Regions from separate parts of the Mus musculus genome. Here region 2 is linked to region 1. Evidence: chromatin loops called from intact Hi-C (ENCODE). Cell type or tissue: left cerebral cortex. All regions are shown on one strand.

The links. A loop is a pair of places that touch in the nucleus more often than their neighbours do. Peaks named below come from ENCODE experiments on the same cell type or tissue, not always from the same donor. Only the 100,000 strongest peaks of a DNase experiment are listed, where the experiment ranks them.
Region 2: it touches region 1 in a loop (4-fold over the local background); 2 of 42 quality-filtered maps call a loop at or near these places.

Annotation. Positions count from the first base shown.
Region 1 is chr5:105,318,915-105,326,914 of GRCm38, reverse strand. It overlaps the pseudogene Gbp11. Among named protein-coding and RNA genes, the nearest start is that of Gbp6, 29 kb to the right of the region's middle. In left cerebral cortex, a CTCF peak has its summit at 4,179 (motif pointing right); a DNase peak (open chromatin) is centred at 4,169.
Region 2 is chr5:104,505,092-104,513,091 of GRCm38, reverse strand. It overlaps Pkd2 (polycystin 2, transient receptor potential cation channel), which reads right to left. Exons shown (of 15, transcript NM_008861.3): 15 at 7,273-8,000. It overlaps Thoc2l (THO complex subunit 2-like), which reads right to left and starts at 4,742. Exons shown (of 8, transcript NM_001166581.2): 1 at 4,521-4,742. In left cerebral cortex, no CTCF peak of the experiment used is centred here; a DNase peak (open chromatin) is centred at 4,645; H3K4me3 peaks cover 2,029 bases; H3K27ac peaks cover 533 bases.

The DNA of each region.
Region 1 (8,000 bases):
AACCAGAGATGGTAGCATGTACCCCATGTCTTTATAGGTCTTCAATACCAGGAATGCAAATGCATTTAGTGTGGGCTTCCACAGCTTTTTGAGCACCCAAGTTCAGGTTTTAGCACTTCACATTCCCGTGAGGTCTTATTACCCTGGAATGCTTTCTCATGGGGAATAGGTTGGCTCTTCTATGACGTTTCTTGGAATTATATCCCTTCTGTTCCTTCAATTGTGTCAGATCTCTGTACATTTCCATTGTAGGAATTAATAAGTGAGAAGAATGGGCTTTTCCTGTTGAAGAATGAAGAGGCATCTGATAAATACTGCCAGGAAGAACTGGATCGACTTTCAAAGGATTTGATGGACAATATCTCAACATTTTCTGTTCCTGGGGGACACAGGCTCTACATGGACATGAGGGAGAAGATTGAACATGACTACTAGCAGGTTCCCAGGAAAGGGGTGAAGGTGAGGAGCAGGGAGCATGGGAATTTGGTGAAAGTGAAGTGCAGGTAGCACATCAATGGGATAAAGATTAAAAGCAGGGAGCCCAGGAATGGGGTCAAGGTAAGGAACAGGGAACATTCTGAGGCTGTGAATGGGGTGAAGATGAGCGCGGAACATGGGAACATGGTGAAGATGAGGAGCAGGTAGCACGGGAACTCCCTGCTTAGAGGAATGAGAAAACATGAAGATAGCCTGATACCTTAGCTTTATGTTGGTGTTGGTGACCAAAGCCAGGGCTTTGCTTTGCAAGGCAAGTGCTTTACCTTGACCATGGTAGGTGCAAAATGACTCCTTTTTAGTATGAATTGTTAGAAATATTCTCACAAAGCATTCTGAGTGATAACTCTATATTTCTGTCAGGATGGTCTACCTGTGGAGTAGTGAGTGTAATAATATAGCTAAAATATTACTGTTATTGCCAGTGATACCATTTTAAGTACTTCTTTTAGACCTTTCTTTAGTTTTTTAAATGCACTGAGCAATGCCCCCACTACTGTGCACATTCACACATCTCTACTACAAGGCTTGGGAAGGTAAAGTGATTTGCTTATGAATACACCCAGCAAGAGAGAAGGACTTGGCTTATACGCAATCATGCAGTATTTTACAGCAGAATACAATATCTAAAGGCATCATAGGTTGAAGCATTCACAACTGCACATGACATGGATATGCTACATCTGAGAGGATGCAGGCATCTCTAGTTGAGGTTACTGGAGGGAGCCACAGGTCAGGAAGTATCCAGGGCCACTGAAGAGCTTGGGCCATCTGCTTGCTTCCCTGTGGTATTTGACAATGAGGCACAGTGAGGACTCTGTTGAGTCTCATGGGTCCTCACTCTCTCAGGATTTATCAGGGTTCTTTGCACCCTCTTGGTCCTACAGGCAATTGAAGTCTTCCAGAGCTTTCTTCAGTCACAGGCCATCATTGAGAGTTCCATCCTGCAGGCAGACACAGCCCTCATTGCTGGGCAGAAGGCCATTGCAGGTACAGGAACATGTCTCTTGGCTCTCAGCAGAGGTCAGATTCCTACCATGGCTTTCTGATAGAAGCCATATTAAACCCATGCCAAGAGCATTAGCTTTCTATCTTTCTGTGGATGCCCACCCTGGAAGCCACAGGCAGTCCTGACTGTGTGTCAGTCACATGGGCATGGTCTTCTCCATTATCTTCAGAAACATGCTCCCCAAGTGTGGACCAGAGTTGAGTCTGGTTTCCTATGTTCTTTTTCATATTTGAATTGCTCTTTGGGTTGTGGAATGTTAACATTTTACTTGAACCATCACTTTCATCTCTCCTGAATCTTCTTGGGGCAGAGAAGTGCACCAACAAGGAGGCAGCTGAGAAGGAGCAGGATCTGCTAAGACAGAAGCAGAAGGAGCAGCAGAAGTATATGGAGGCTCAAGAGAAAAGGAACAAGGAAAACCTAGAGCAACTGAGAAGGAAGCTGATGCAGGAGAGAGAGCAGCTCATCAAAGACCATAACATGATGCTGGAGAAGCTAATGAAGGTGGGGCTCCTGATCCTCCTGGTGGTTCTAGTACCCCAGGCTGTAGGAGAAAGTTGTCAGCCAGGTCATGGGAAGAACACAGTCATAATATATTATTGCTAATAGTCTCTCCACATCATGTGTTATGTTTCATGTACACTTTGAATTTTGCTCTTAATGTAGACTCTGGGGACATCAGGTTTTCTGTTGCTCTTTCAGGGTTTTAATGACTACAATGGTTTGGCTTACAGACTTGGGATATTTAAAAATGACCTTATGAGGTTTCACTAAACAAACTTCCCAACCAAGCAATATAATAATGCCAGAAACTGGTCTGTCTTGGTTGTCCAGATCATCAGGCACCTGACTGCACCCCACAACCCCTACCACCCCACTCCAATCTCCCCAGGATGATCTATGCTGCATAAAACTGAAGGAAATGTCCAGTTTAAAGGCACAGTGACCCGATAGTTTCTGCGGGTTCTGAAGTTGTGCCCAGGAAAGACAGCCTCCTTGAAGAAGCACAGGACATTGGAGCAATGCCCATTGTCCAGCTGCAAGTGAAATGGTAATTAGCTTCTTTATCATCCAATGAGTTGCCTTTGTCTGCATGATAAATTTGCCATATACTCTCCATGGGTTGAGCTCTCCTCAGTCAGCCCAGTGGCATTTTTGTGGACATGAGCCTAAGCACATTTGCACAACTTTACTACCATCACAGCTGAAACAAACATGGTAGATGAAAATTAGTCAAGTTTCAACTCTGCTTCCTCACAATGTGTAGGTCTCACTTTGGTGTATCTTCTTCATGGTAAGGGAAAGTTTTTAGAAATGCACTAAGGATCGCTTGCTAAGGTTTTCAAATTGTAAGCCATACAATGTTTGAACTTGACAATAGTTATTTTTCTGTCATGTTCACTGTTTTAGGAACAAAAGGCTCTCCTTGAGGAAGGCTATAAGAAGAAAGCTGAGGAAATGAGAAGAGAGATCTATCGACTGAGACATAACATCAAGGATATGAAACAAAACAGTGATTTCTTTGTGGACAGTGCTGTAAGAGACCTTGCTTTATTTCTTTCCTCTTTACTGATTGAAAAGGCTATAAAAGGCCTTATTTCATTCTTTAGGAGCAAATGAGAGACTGTGATATAGTTTGTGTTATTTGAAGCTGCCTGTTTTCCATTTTCATTCTGCAGAGAAGATTAAACATAAAAAGTGCTGATTAGAGGGCATCTGTGCCCCACACAGAAGACATAGAACAGCTCCTACGTGTCTGCACAGACAATGCTTGCCTTTAGAGAACACATTTTGAAAACATTCCTATGGAAGCTATGCATTTAGTCATTACATGCGATCACTGCTGGCCAATTTAACTGAAAATCGAATAAGCTAGGAGACAAGGTTTTCTGTATTCTTGTGAGGATCATTCAGCCCAGGATAGGTTGTGCAGGATTGTCTCAGGTTAATATGGTAGGGAACCCATTCTGTGGGTGGGCAGCACTGTTCTTGTGGACTGAAGACACAGAGAATGTTGAAAACAAATCGCCCTACCACTTGTAGCTTCCTGACTATGGATGCCATACAACAAGCCAGCCTCGACTTCTCTCAGAATGCATTCTCCAACCTTGACAGAATGTATCATCATGATTCATGGACCACAACAAACCCTTTCTTAAGTTGGTTTTGTGAGGGTATTTCATCATAACAATAGGAAAAGTCATTGATATTATAACTGTGATAACCTGGAAACTACTTAAACATCCCTGAGTTAGATTGGCAACAAATTTTTATATGGCTTGATCTTGTAGTACTATATAGTGAAGAAACAAATATCAGTCAACCTATCTGTATAATGATCTAAATTGAGCTAAAATATATCTTAAAAATAAAGTGAAAACACCATACAACTGTGCAATCATTATTAGAAATGCTACTATCATGCCAACATGCAAGAACACAAGTAAAATGCCCTCTGGAAGATTAATAAAAAGCCTAATCTACTGGCTTCATCTTGGGAAAATAAGTTGGAGTCAAATGTTGAACGGATATATGCATTCCATGACATTCTCAGTCTTATACATTTCATGAAGAGTGCTGGGAAAGCAAATTCACAATTTAGGATAGTGACAATAAGTTAAAACCCACCAGTGCAGGATGAAATCTCTGCTTCTAGAAATGGCATAAGCCACTAGAGGGAACCCAAGACCAAGACTTGAGTACCAGGAAACAACATTTATAGATTAATGATGTTTTCTTTGAGGCTTTGCTTTTTTAAAAATAATTTAAATAATGCATTTTATGTAAACCAATATATCAAAATATTATTTCCACAGGCGGTCAATACAATTTATGCATGCTGTTTTTATATCATATTTATTTATTTGTAAAGTAGCAGGGAAACTGTATTAAAAGAGAAATGATTGTATAGAGTATAAGAGAGTCCATGGGGCACATGGGAGGTGGACAGCTCAGAGATGGCTCAGTGGTCAAGAATGCACAATGCTCATCCAGGGTAGCTCGGTTCCTGGGGCAGGTAACAACTACCTGTGAATGCAACTCCAAGGGATCTGACTTCCTTTTCTCAAACCCAAGGACCCCTGGTGCTTCCATCACATATCCCAAGGTTATATGTATACATACTTATAAAGAAGATTAAAAGGAATACACTGTTAACATTGATAATGGGCCGTATGAATAAAGAGACCCAAGAACCCCTATTAGTGCATTAATGAATATAATATATTTAGAGTATACCCACCCCCAGCTCCTCTAAGTCACCCTCAAATTCCCCTCCCATCTGCATGTCTCCCCCTCCCCTACCTCTTCCTCTTTCTTCTTACTGTGACTAAATTAATCCTGGCCTCATGTCCCTGGGCATTAGACACCATCTACCAGACCATGGACAATTGATCATGACCAATACCCCCATAGAAAACACACTCTCCCTCTCCTAGTGACCAGATATCAACTGCTAGTAGTTCCTCAGCTAGGGGTAGGGTCTCATGAGCTCACTGCCTCTCCACAGTGGATGTTGACTGGCTTGATCGTGTGTAAATTGTGCCAACAACCATAGCTACTGTCATAGCCCCGTCATATCCAGAAAATATTGTTTTAGAACAATATGATCTGTTTTTAAAAGTACTTACATTTATTATTTCAAAATTAAAGTATAGACATTCCTATGATTTCTAGAATCTTGGAGAAGCTTACTTTCTCTCTCTTCATGTCTTATAAGATGTCATGTTCAAAAAAATGAACTGTGTAAAGGAGACATCTTGGTGCTGTTTTATTGGGAGCCATTTTGTTTGCTTCAGTAAAAGCCTGCCTGCCAGGCACAGTCAAGGCAGGTCAGGGTCTACTGGCAGATTTCTTGGCTTGCTGACTCATGGAACAATAAGAGGAAATACACATGGGGTTAAAGGCAAGGGGATGAACATTCTATGAATCTTGGAGTAAGGAACAGGAAAGCCTCTGGATGGGAAGAGATATCCTGTTTGTACATCACCCATTGTTTCTGCTACCTTGCGACTTTGTTTCCCACAGCACTGAGAGATATAAGAAGGCTAATAAAATAAAGTCGAGGCTGATGTGGTATTCACCTTCAGGCTTCCCAATTCTAATTCTTGTCTCTGAGTCTTCTTTCTGACTTTCCTATAATCATCCTCACTCCCCATTCAGAGGCTGCTTGACTTTGGGTTGAGGGGACAGGCACAGCCATTAATTTTGGTAGTGACTTTGTCGAGGTGGCCAGAAACATGTCCTGTCAAAAGTAGATCTGTGATGGGGAAGGAGAGTTGCAGACACAGGAACATTCAGGAAAAGAAAAAATAAAACTTCAAAAAAACATTGACCAAGTATAATGTCAGATGTGGTCCTCACTAACACAAAATTAAACATCAGGCCTTGTTAATATTTTAGATTTTAGTCTGGTGCCTCAAAATGGTTTTGAAAGAGTGAAACTGCAAGAGCTGAAACAGTGTGCTAGGTTCGTCAGAAGGTATCAGCTTCTGGGACAGGCAGGAGCCACAGAGCTTCTGAGGCAGCGCCCTTTTCAGGCTCCAGACATCTGGCCACCTTCCCGGCCAGAGTATAGGTGTCCACCCAGCCCTGGAGGGCTTTGCCTCAGCATTGGCAGAAGACATCTTGGTTCCAAGACTCTGCCGAAAGTAGTCTGCACAGGTGAGAGTGTGGACTACAGAAGCTATCCGCTTCTGTGACAGGCCAAAGCAACACAGCTTCTGGGATAGGTCCTGTTTTGAGCCTTCATCTTCGGCCAGGAGGGAGGTCCGAACGCCAGATATCTGTGCACCTTCCCTGTAAGAGGAGAGCTTGCCTGCAGAGAGTGCTCTGACTACTGAAACTCAGAGGAGAGAGCTAGTCGCCCACGTCTGCTGATAGAGACTAACAGAATCAAGAGAGGAACAATCTCTAACCAGAGACAACTACAACAACTGACTCCAGAGATTACCAGATGGCAAAAGGTAAACGTAAGAATTTTATTAACGGAAACCAAGACCACTCACCATCATCAGAACCCAGCACTCCCACTTCGCCCAGTCCAGGGCACCCAACACACCCGAAAAGCTAGACCCGGATTTAAAAGCATATCTCATGATGATGGTAGAGGACATCAAGAAGTTTAATAATTCACTTAAAGAAATACAGGAGAACACTGCTAAATAGGTAGAAGACATTAAAGAGGAAGCACAAAAATCCCTTAAAGAATTGCAGGAAAACACAACCAAACAGGTGATGGAATTGAATAAAACCATCCAAGACCTAAAAAGGGAAGTAGACACAATAAAGAAAACCCAAAGTGAGGCAAAGCTGGAGATAGAAACCCTAGGAAAGAAATCTGGAACCAATAGATGTGAGCATCAGCAACAGAATACAAGAGATGGAAGAGAGAATCTCAGGTGGAGAAGATTCCATAGGGAACATCAGCACAACAATCAAAGAAAATGGAAAATGCAAAAAGATCCTAATTCAAAACATCCAGGAAATCCAGGACACAATGAGAAGACCAAACCTACAGATAATAGAAGTAGATGAGAATGAAGATTTTCAACTCAAAGGACCAGCAAACATCTTCAACAAAAGTATAGAAGAAAACTTCCCAAACCTAAAGAAAGAGATGCCCATGAACATAAAGAAGCCTACAGAACTCCAAATAGACTGGACCAGAAAAGAAATTCCTCCCAACACATAATAATCAGAATAACAAATGCACTAAATAAAGAGAGAATACTAAAAGCAGTAAGGGAAAAAGGTTAAGTAACATATAAAGGCAAGCCTATCAGAATTACACCAGATTTTTCACCAGAGACTATGAAAGCCAGAAGAGCCTGAACAGATGTTATACAGACACTAGGAGAACACAAATTTCAGCCCAGGCTACTATACCCAGCCAAAGTCTCAATTACCATAGACGGAGAAACCAAAGTATTCCACGACAAAGCCAAATTCACACATTATCTTTCCACAAATCCAGCCCTTCAAAGGATAATAACAGAAAAAAACCAATACAAGGACGGAAATCACATCCTAGAAAAAGCAAGAAGGTAATCCCTCAACAAACCTAAAAGAAGACAGCCACAAGAACAGAATGCCAACTTTAACAACAAAAATAATAGGAAGCAACAGTACTTTTCCTTAATATCTCTTAATATCTGTGGACTCAACTCCCTAATAAAAAGACATAGACTAAGAGATTGGCTATACAAACAGGACCCAACATTTTGCTCCTTACAGGAAACTCATCTCAGAGAAAAAGATAGACACTACTTCAGAATGAAAGGCTGGAAAATAATTTTCCAAGCAAATGGTATGAAGAAACAAGCTGGAGTAGCCATTCTAATATCGAATAAAATTGACTTCCAACCCAAAGTCATCAAAAAAGATAAGGAGGGGCACTTCATACTCATCAAAAGTAAAATCCTCCAAGAGGAAATATCAATTCTGAATATCTATGCTCCAAATACAAGGGCAGCCACATTCATTAAAGAAACTTTAG
Region 2 (8,000 bases), 810 kb after region 1:
TATGTTAGTTACTCTTTTTCTAGTAAATTATTTTTTGTTTCCATCATCTAATTTAGTGTTCTGCTTGACCATGAACACCTCTAAGACATTACTTAAACTACAATTTGTAGGGTAATCACATAAACAGCTTTTCTTTTTCTTCTGCTGACTCTTTTGTTATTTAAGGTCAGCTGGAGTTTTCTGTTTCAAGTAGACCTAACTGGAATGTAAAAGTCAAAATGTTTACTTGAGAACAAGGAGAAAGAGAGGGTGGGAGTGGGACATTAAAAACCACTGTGCTAAAAGAACTGCTTCATCTGAAAAAAATAAAGTAATAGAGGTAAAATATTTGAGTCAGCTTTAAATTGAAATACTAAAGTATCAATGGCTAAATACATATTCAAGTAATCTTGGCTCCTTAATTTCTATGAAAGGAAGATACATGTTCACATTAATGAGCTTTTATAAACTTGGTATAAGAATAAATTTTAAATAGCTCTTTTCACGGGTCCTTACTAAGAAGTGACAGTTAAAAATTCTAAATGACATTCAATTTAATGGCAAAGACTACAAAGAGAAAGTGGCTACATTTTAATCAGAAATCTAGAAAAAGATGTAAAGTGAGTTATTTTGGTGTTAAAATATAATTTTGTCCAAATTCACTAAATGTGTAAGCAATACTTCAAAATGTAAATTTAAAGAAAGAACTAAGGAAGAAAGAAAAATAAATGGTTATAAAGAAAATATACCGTTTGGTAAGGAAAATGATGAAAAATAAGAATGTAACACAGGATTACACAAAATGAATTCTTAAATGTTTGTTTAAATATATATACATATATATACACACATATATATGTGTGTATATATATTCTTTGTCTGCATGTACACCCACACATCAGAAGATCCCAATATTGATGACCATAAGTCAGTAAACCACGTGGTTGTTAAATATTACTCAGGACTTCTAAAAGAACAGAGCAGCCAGTGCTCTTAACAGCTGAGCCACCTCTTCAGCCTCCACAACAAAGCTTATAGAAGGAAATATATGTATAATTTAGTTGGCTATAATTAGATACATACTTAAGTTTTTCTAAAGAGAAAACATTTTGATGAAATAATGTATACAACCAGAATTTGATTATCTATACTTAAAACCAGTTTCTTAAAACAGATCTGATCTTAATAACATTTTTAAGAAGTGATAAGGAACAATGGGTTTTATGCTGTTTTCTGGGACATGGCTATTCTAACTGTTTCTATTGTAAGTGTTCTCATCTAGTTTCATTCCTTCTGTAAAACACTGACAATTAGATTAAAACAAAAACCAAACAAGCAAAGTTAACAACTATGTTTAAATGAACCTTTCAACTAAAAATTAACTGTTACAAATTACAAATTAACTGTTCTCGCACTGCGTTTCTGTAAGTTACTATTACTAAAAATAATTGTTTTGTGGTTCAAATTGAGTCTACAACTTAAATCTGTCTGGCACTTGGTTTGTTATCTATTTTTCCTTCATTCAATAGTACAATGCCTAGCAAAGTAATGGTGACCCAGCTTGAGATATCCATCCCCTACAGCAGTGGTTCTCAACTTCCCAATGCTGCGACATCATAAAATTATTTGCATAACACTGACTGTTAATCATTATTCCTCCTAAGTAGAAACAGATCAGGCCAGTAACAAAAACAGGTTCATTCTGGCAATGCGAGGCAATTAAAATTTAACTATGCTATGGTTCTTTAATAGTGTTCTCAGGAAAGCAAACTAACATCCAAAATGTTGGAACATGAAGGAAACACCAAAGCTGTCAGAGCAAAGGAAAATTGCTATGTTAACTCCATTCTCAAAGTAAACAGATCTGAAAAACTTTCAGTCATTGCCTGAGTTAAGCATCGCAGAAGACTCTGGCTAGGCGTGAACAAAGATCTCAGAAGCTGCCTGTATACCTATGCCTTCTGAGTTAACAGGAGGCTTAGGATGGACAAACTAGGCAGTGTTTATGCATGGGTCAGCACTGAGCTGAAAACCCCAAATTTCAGAGTACACGCTGAACGAACCTAACTGGTAAGAGTCTCAAACTCTATTACTAACCTTTCTTAAACACAGCCCTGTCCATCTACTTCAAGACCCAGCTATACCACTCCTGGGCATATACCCAAAAGATGCCCCACTATACCACAGGGACACTTGCTCAATTATGTTCATAGCAGCTTTATTTTTAATAGCCAGAAACTGGAAACAACCTAGATGGCCCTCAACTGAAGAATGGATAAAGAAAATGTGCTACATCTATCTAAACAATGGAATGCTATTCAGTTATTAAAAACAAAGACATCAAGAATTTTGTAGGCAAAAGAATGAACCCTGAAGACATCATTCTGAGAAAGGTAACCCAGACCCAAAAGGACGCACATAACAGGAGCCTAGCATGGCTGTCCTCTGAGAGGCTCCACCTGGATGAAGCTCTGGGACTCTTATGGAAGAGTTGGGGGAAGGACTGAGGGCCCCTAAGGGTATAGGAACTCCATAGGAAGACTCACAGTTAACTAACCTGGACGCTAGGGACCTCTCAGATTGAACCACCAACCAAAAACCATACACGGATGAGCCCCTCAACACACCCCCAAACCCTCCACCCCCAGGCAAATGTGCAGCTCAGTCTTCATGTTGGGTCCTGAGTAACTGGAACAGGGGCTATCCCAAAAGCTGTTACTTGTCTGTGGAATCTGTTCCCCTAACTTGGCTGTCTTGTTTGGCTTCAGTAGGAACTATCTAACCCTGCAGAGACTTAATGTGCCAGGGTTGGGAGGGCCTCCACTTAGAGAAGAAGGAGTGAGGTGGAGGAACTGTGAGAGGGGGAGATGGGGAAAAGACAACCATAAAGATATAAAGTGAATTTTAAAAAATTTGAAAAAACCAACAAATAAACTTAAGGGCAATTAGATGGACTGTATAAAACAGTCACCTTGTATCTGTCCCTGGTACCTTTCTAATAATTTCACTCTCCAAGAAAGGTCCAGAAGTTTCTTAATGAATACACTTTACAGTATCAAATTAGGTATTCTGTTCAACACGGGGTTCTAGAAACAGTAACTATCCATGCTTCCTTGCTGTGGTCTGGTTATTGGTTTAGACCTATTCTAAGTGAAAGGAGAGGAAAAGGAGGAGGGTGGGAACCCCTAGACTACATACAGACATTTGATACACACGCATGCATGTCTCTCTACATCGGCAGTGGTAGGAATGAAACTCAGCCTACATAATATATAGGCATTTGATACACACACACATGTATGCCTCTCCATTACAGCAGTGGTGGGAATTAAACTTGGCCTACATGGTTTATTTTCATAATACCAGAATGTTTCATTTGGCTGACTATCCTGGTCTCTATTTTGTGATGTGCTTTCTTTTCTTTTGTGTTTTCTTTTACCTCTATGTCAGCAGTTCTCAACCTTCCTAATGCTGCAACACTTTGATACAGTTAGTTCCTCATGCTGTAGTGACCCAACCATAACATTATTTTTGTTGCAACTTCATAACCTACTGTTATGAACTGTAATGTGAACACGGTTTCCAATGGCCTTAGGCGACCCATGCTACTTACACCATCTTTTGGAACTACAAAGCTTGCTGGTATCAAAATAACTGTTAAGTATAAAGAAGCTAGCATCCCCATTTTGGCTTGAAATGAAGCGAGAGTATTTATATGAGTGTTTAAGATTAAGACGTCTTCTGCAAAGCATTCAAAAGAATAACTTCTGCCAAATATTTGGGCATATCATGAATACATGCCTTCAAATTTGTATAAAGTATACTGCAGTGTTTTCAGTACTCTATAAACAATCAACGTTCTTGTCCATGCACCTTGGCTGAGTTTCTTGAACTGGGGCTTCCCAGTTCAAGTTAACAATAATGCCCAGTGTCAATTTAAGCTGATAATATTCTGATTTTGGTTGTAAATATGATCCTGAAAATCTCCTACGGGAGGTAAATTTCTGAGGGCAAATGTAGCAGGCAAACCTAGGGACGGCAAAACACACTCCTAAAATCCTGGCACCCCGTCCTTTCTCTTAATTTAATCGCAACCACCTTCCCCGTATCCAGCATTTCCACAGCTTCAGAATATTGCAAAAAACTACTTATTAGAACCGGGTGAGGAATACTGAAGTAATTCCCGGTAGTGCTGTCAACTCTTCACTCCTTTCGCTCCAGTTCCTGAGTTTACTGCACCTGGCACACAGTTTAACTCTTCGGAGCTCGCGGTCCAGAAACCACCTACTGCCTGCGGGCCAGGTAGGCGTTCTATGTGCCCAGAGACGCTCACGGGAGCCACCAAATGCCGGGGCTGAGGAAGCGCCCGGTGACACCAGATCTCATTTAAGGTCTGTTCGCTTCAAGAACGCCCCGGAAAGACTCGGGGGTCTGTGGCTTTCCCCTGCGTGTGTTAGCACAGCCCGGTCCGCCAAGCCGCCGCCGAGCTGGACAGAGGCCGCAGCCCGCCCGCTCGCCTGGGGGCCGCCATGCCGACTCACCGCTCGCTCGCGCTCCGCCCGCGCCGCCCGCCGCGACCGCGCCGGCTCGCGCCTCCCCGCTCCAGCCGCCGCGAACCGCCTCTACGCCGCGGCTCGGGAAGGGCTTCACCGCTCCGCGCCCTCCTGACCCAGCTCGATAGGGACACCAACGACACACCGCCGACTCCACAGAGCGGTGGGAAACCGGTCGGGATCTCCTCGGCGTTCGGCTGACGTCACTGCGGAGGGACGGCGGCGGTGCAGCGAGTCCTCTGCGCACGCGCGGCCGCACTTCGGTTGCTGGCGGGGGGCGGGGGGCGGGGGGCGGGGGGCGGGGTGGGGACTGAGGTCGTTGGTCATCACTGCGCCTTTGTTAGAAAATGCCTTGCTGAGGTGACTGTGTGCACTGGCGGTTTCATTTGAATGTGAATGCTAAATACAAACAATTCTGAGAGCTTTCCGAAAATGATGTGGTTCAACTGGTGGAAAATCTGGTAGTGTACTATGGAAAAAGTCTGTTTATCTCCCAAAGTATGTTGCATCTCAAGAGAAGTCAAGGCATGAGTTAGGGAAGGACTAAAATACTTGTTCACTGTAGACAGCTGCCAAAATTTGTTCCCAACCAAGCCCTTAAAGCTATTTATAAAACTTTTTATCAGAAGGATGTATGTATGCATTATACAGAAACTTGGAAATATTTTATAGTTATTGCACATTGTACTGGGAGAACTGGGACATTGCTACTTGTGGGTGTCTGTCATGCTCTCTATCCAGTATGAAAAGAAGCTTTGATGAGGGGTGAAAGTTAAACTTCTTTATTTTTAGATTAAAATTCTTTTTAATTTAAAAAGGCATCAGGTTTTAAATACATTAAGAATTGAACTCATATTTTGACCCCATCTCCGAAAATTGTCATTTCTGTTGTTATCTGGTTATTATGTCGTGTATGTATAAAATCAATAAATTGTTCAGGAGTATATATCTGACCATTATGTTACAAAGCAACAGAAATACATAAAATCAAATGAGATGTGCAAATATGCATATATGTATCTCAAACACATGACTTAATAAGGTTTTTTTGATTCAATAGTAAGCTGTAGACAGATAGAGATGCACATTAAAAAAAATTTTTACCATGATCAGGATCCACTACATTGCCTTGCATATAACAGTAGATACTGTATAAGTGGCTTGGTCACTTTCCAAGCAATTATTTCTATTTAGATGTCTTTGCCCAATATGAAAATAATGAATGTGGGTGGGAGATTGTTCATTTTTCTTTCCCCAGCAACTATTTAATGCCTGCATCTTGGCAAGAGCTGCACTTACCTGCAAACATCATGATGTCATTTTCCTTTATCCTGTGGTGTATCTGTGCCACATTTGCATTGCCCGTCCATCACTCGAAGGGCATTTAGGTGGTTCCCCCTCGCTAGCTATGGTGAACAGAGCAGCAATGGACACTGCTAAGCAAGCATCTGTAGGAGGATGTCCTTTGGGCATATGCAGAGGAGTGGATCTGAGTCATGGTAGATTTACTTTTAGCTTTTTGAGCAATATTGAGCATGCATGGTTTCTTATATATGGTCCCCAACTGGTAGAACTATTTGGGAAGGATTAGGAGTTGTTACCTTATTGGATAAGATATGTCACTGGGGTGATCTCTGAGGTGTCAAAAGCACACACCACTACCAGTTAGCTCTCTGCATCATGTTTATTATCTAGATGTAAGCTCTGGGCTACTGCCTCACCGCCATGTTTACCTGCTTGATGTCATACACCTCACCATGATGGTTGTGGGTTTGAAAGACTCCGTGAGGAGCCCCTCGCTCAGGCGTCGGGACAATAGCGGACACCCAAGAACTCATGAGAGACCAGGCTTGATGTAAACCACATGAGGCTTTATTCGGGGAAAGCCAGAGCTCTGGGGACGACTCATATCCCACGCAGGGGTAGAGGATTCGACCACGAGGGGAAAGGCCAGTTTTTATAGGCCCTCAGGGGGGAAAGGAGAAGGGAGGAGTAGGGGGTTTCCAGAACTAAACAATGTCTATTCTCAAGAAATGGGTATGGGAGGGGTACAAGGAAAGAGTCTGGTGCAGGTGTAGCAACTCAGGATTGGCCCGGCTGTGGTTGCTGGGAAGATTTTCCGACTCTTTCTCAGCAACCAATATCACAAACACCTGGCAGTGAGGTGCAGCAGTGGGCACACACCTGGGTTCAAGGAACGGTCAAAACATTGGCAGACACACGGGTTCAAGGAGTGGCCAGAGCATTGTGCACCTCTATTTTTCTAAATCAGTGAAGCTAGTTCTGCTAACAGTGAAATCTATCTTGCCAATTTCAGGGCTTCTGTGACCTTTTACATTCTGTCAGGATCTTTCAGGCTCACCCACTGTAAGGACCAATAAACTCTTTCTCTATAAGTTGCCTGGGTCCTGTTTATGCTAGAACAGCAATTGTAACTAAGATAAAGGCTATTTGGTACTCCACTATACAGGCAATTGATTCACGCTGTCCTGGAGTCTTTGTCCTAGGTTATACTTCTGTGAGTAGTGGGGGTAGCGGCGGGGGAAGGGGGGGAAGTACCCACCATGCATGACAGGTAGACTGGGAGTCTAAAAGTTTACATTTAGTGTAAAAATGTATAAATGTGTTACTTGTATCATTCCATGACACAGAAAATAAGGTGCTTTCCCAGGGTTTATGCTATGATAAAAGGCAACCCCCCCTCTTTTTTATGGAAACAAACGTGTTTTTAACACCATGGTACTATGTCAAGTCTTTATTAAGTAATGTACACATTATTACAGTTAAGAAATTGTTGATGTCCAAAGAACCTTGTATATGTGAAATCTTAACTATACCCTTAACAGAGGGGAGACTACCAGGAAGGTGACTAGGGATAAACTTCACAGGACTAAAGTAGAAAAATATATGAACTTATATCTAAAGGGAAAAAAAGGAGAATTCTACAAAAGTTTACAAGTTAAATGAGAAACACTGTAATAATAAGCATCATAAAAGATGTTCTAGTGACCATAATAGGCATACGGCACATGGTCGATACACATGGATACCACATAATTAATGCACTTCAAGTTGAAGTTTGTTCACTTTGTAACAGTACAGTACGCATACATAAATACATACATACAATAATACCCCTGCAATGCAAAATCCAATACCTAGGAAGGAAAAAAAATTAGTGTAGCATATTCAAAAGAAAATGATTGATGTGCAGCCATCAGAATCAGGGAAACATGGCGTGCCTCGCTTCTGTGGAAGCTGACGAGAAAAGGCCTGTCTACTCAGCAGTCTGTTAGAGGTTGGAGAGGTTTGGTATATTCTAGGAAGTCAATGAATTCTTGTGAATTTCAAATACGGTACTAAGCCCAGGATTCTCTTCTACTTGTTCTCTACCTCTGGCTTCTCTACCAGCTTGGCTTTGTTTCTTCTGACCCCTAGCTCTCAAAGGGCCAAGTTATTCAACAACTG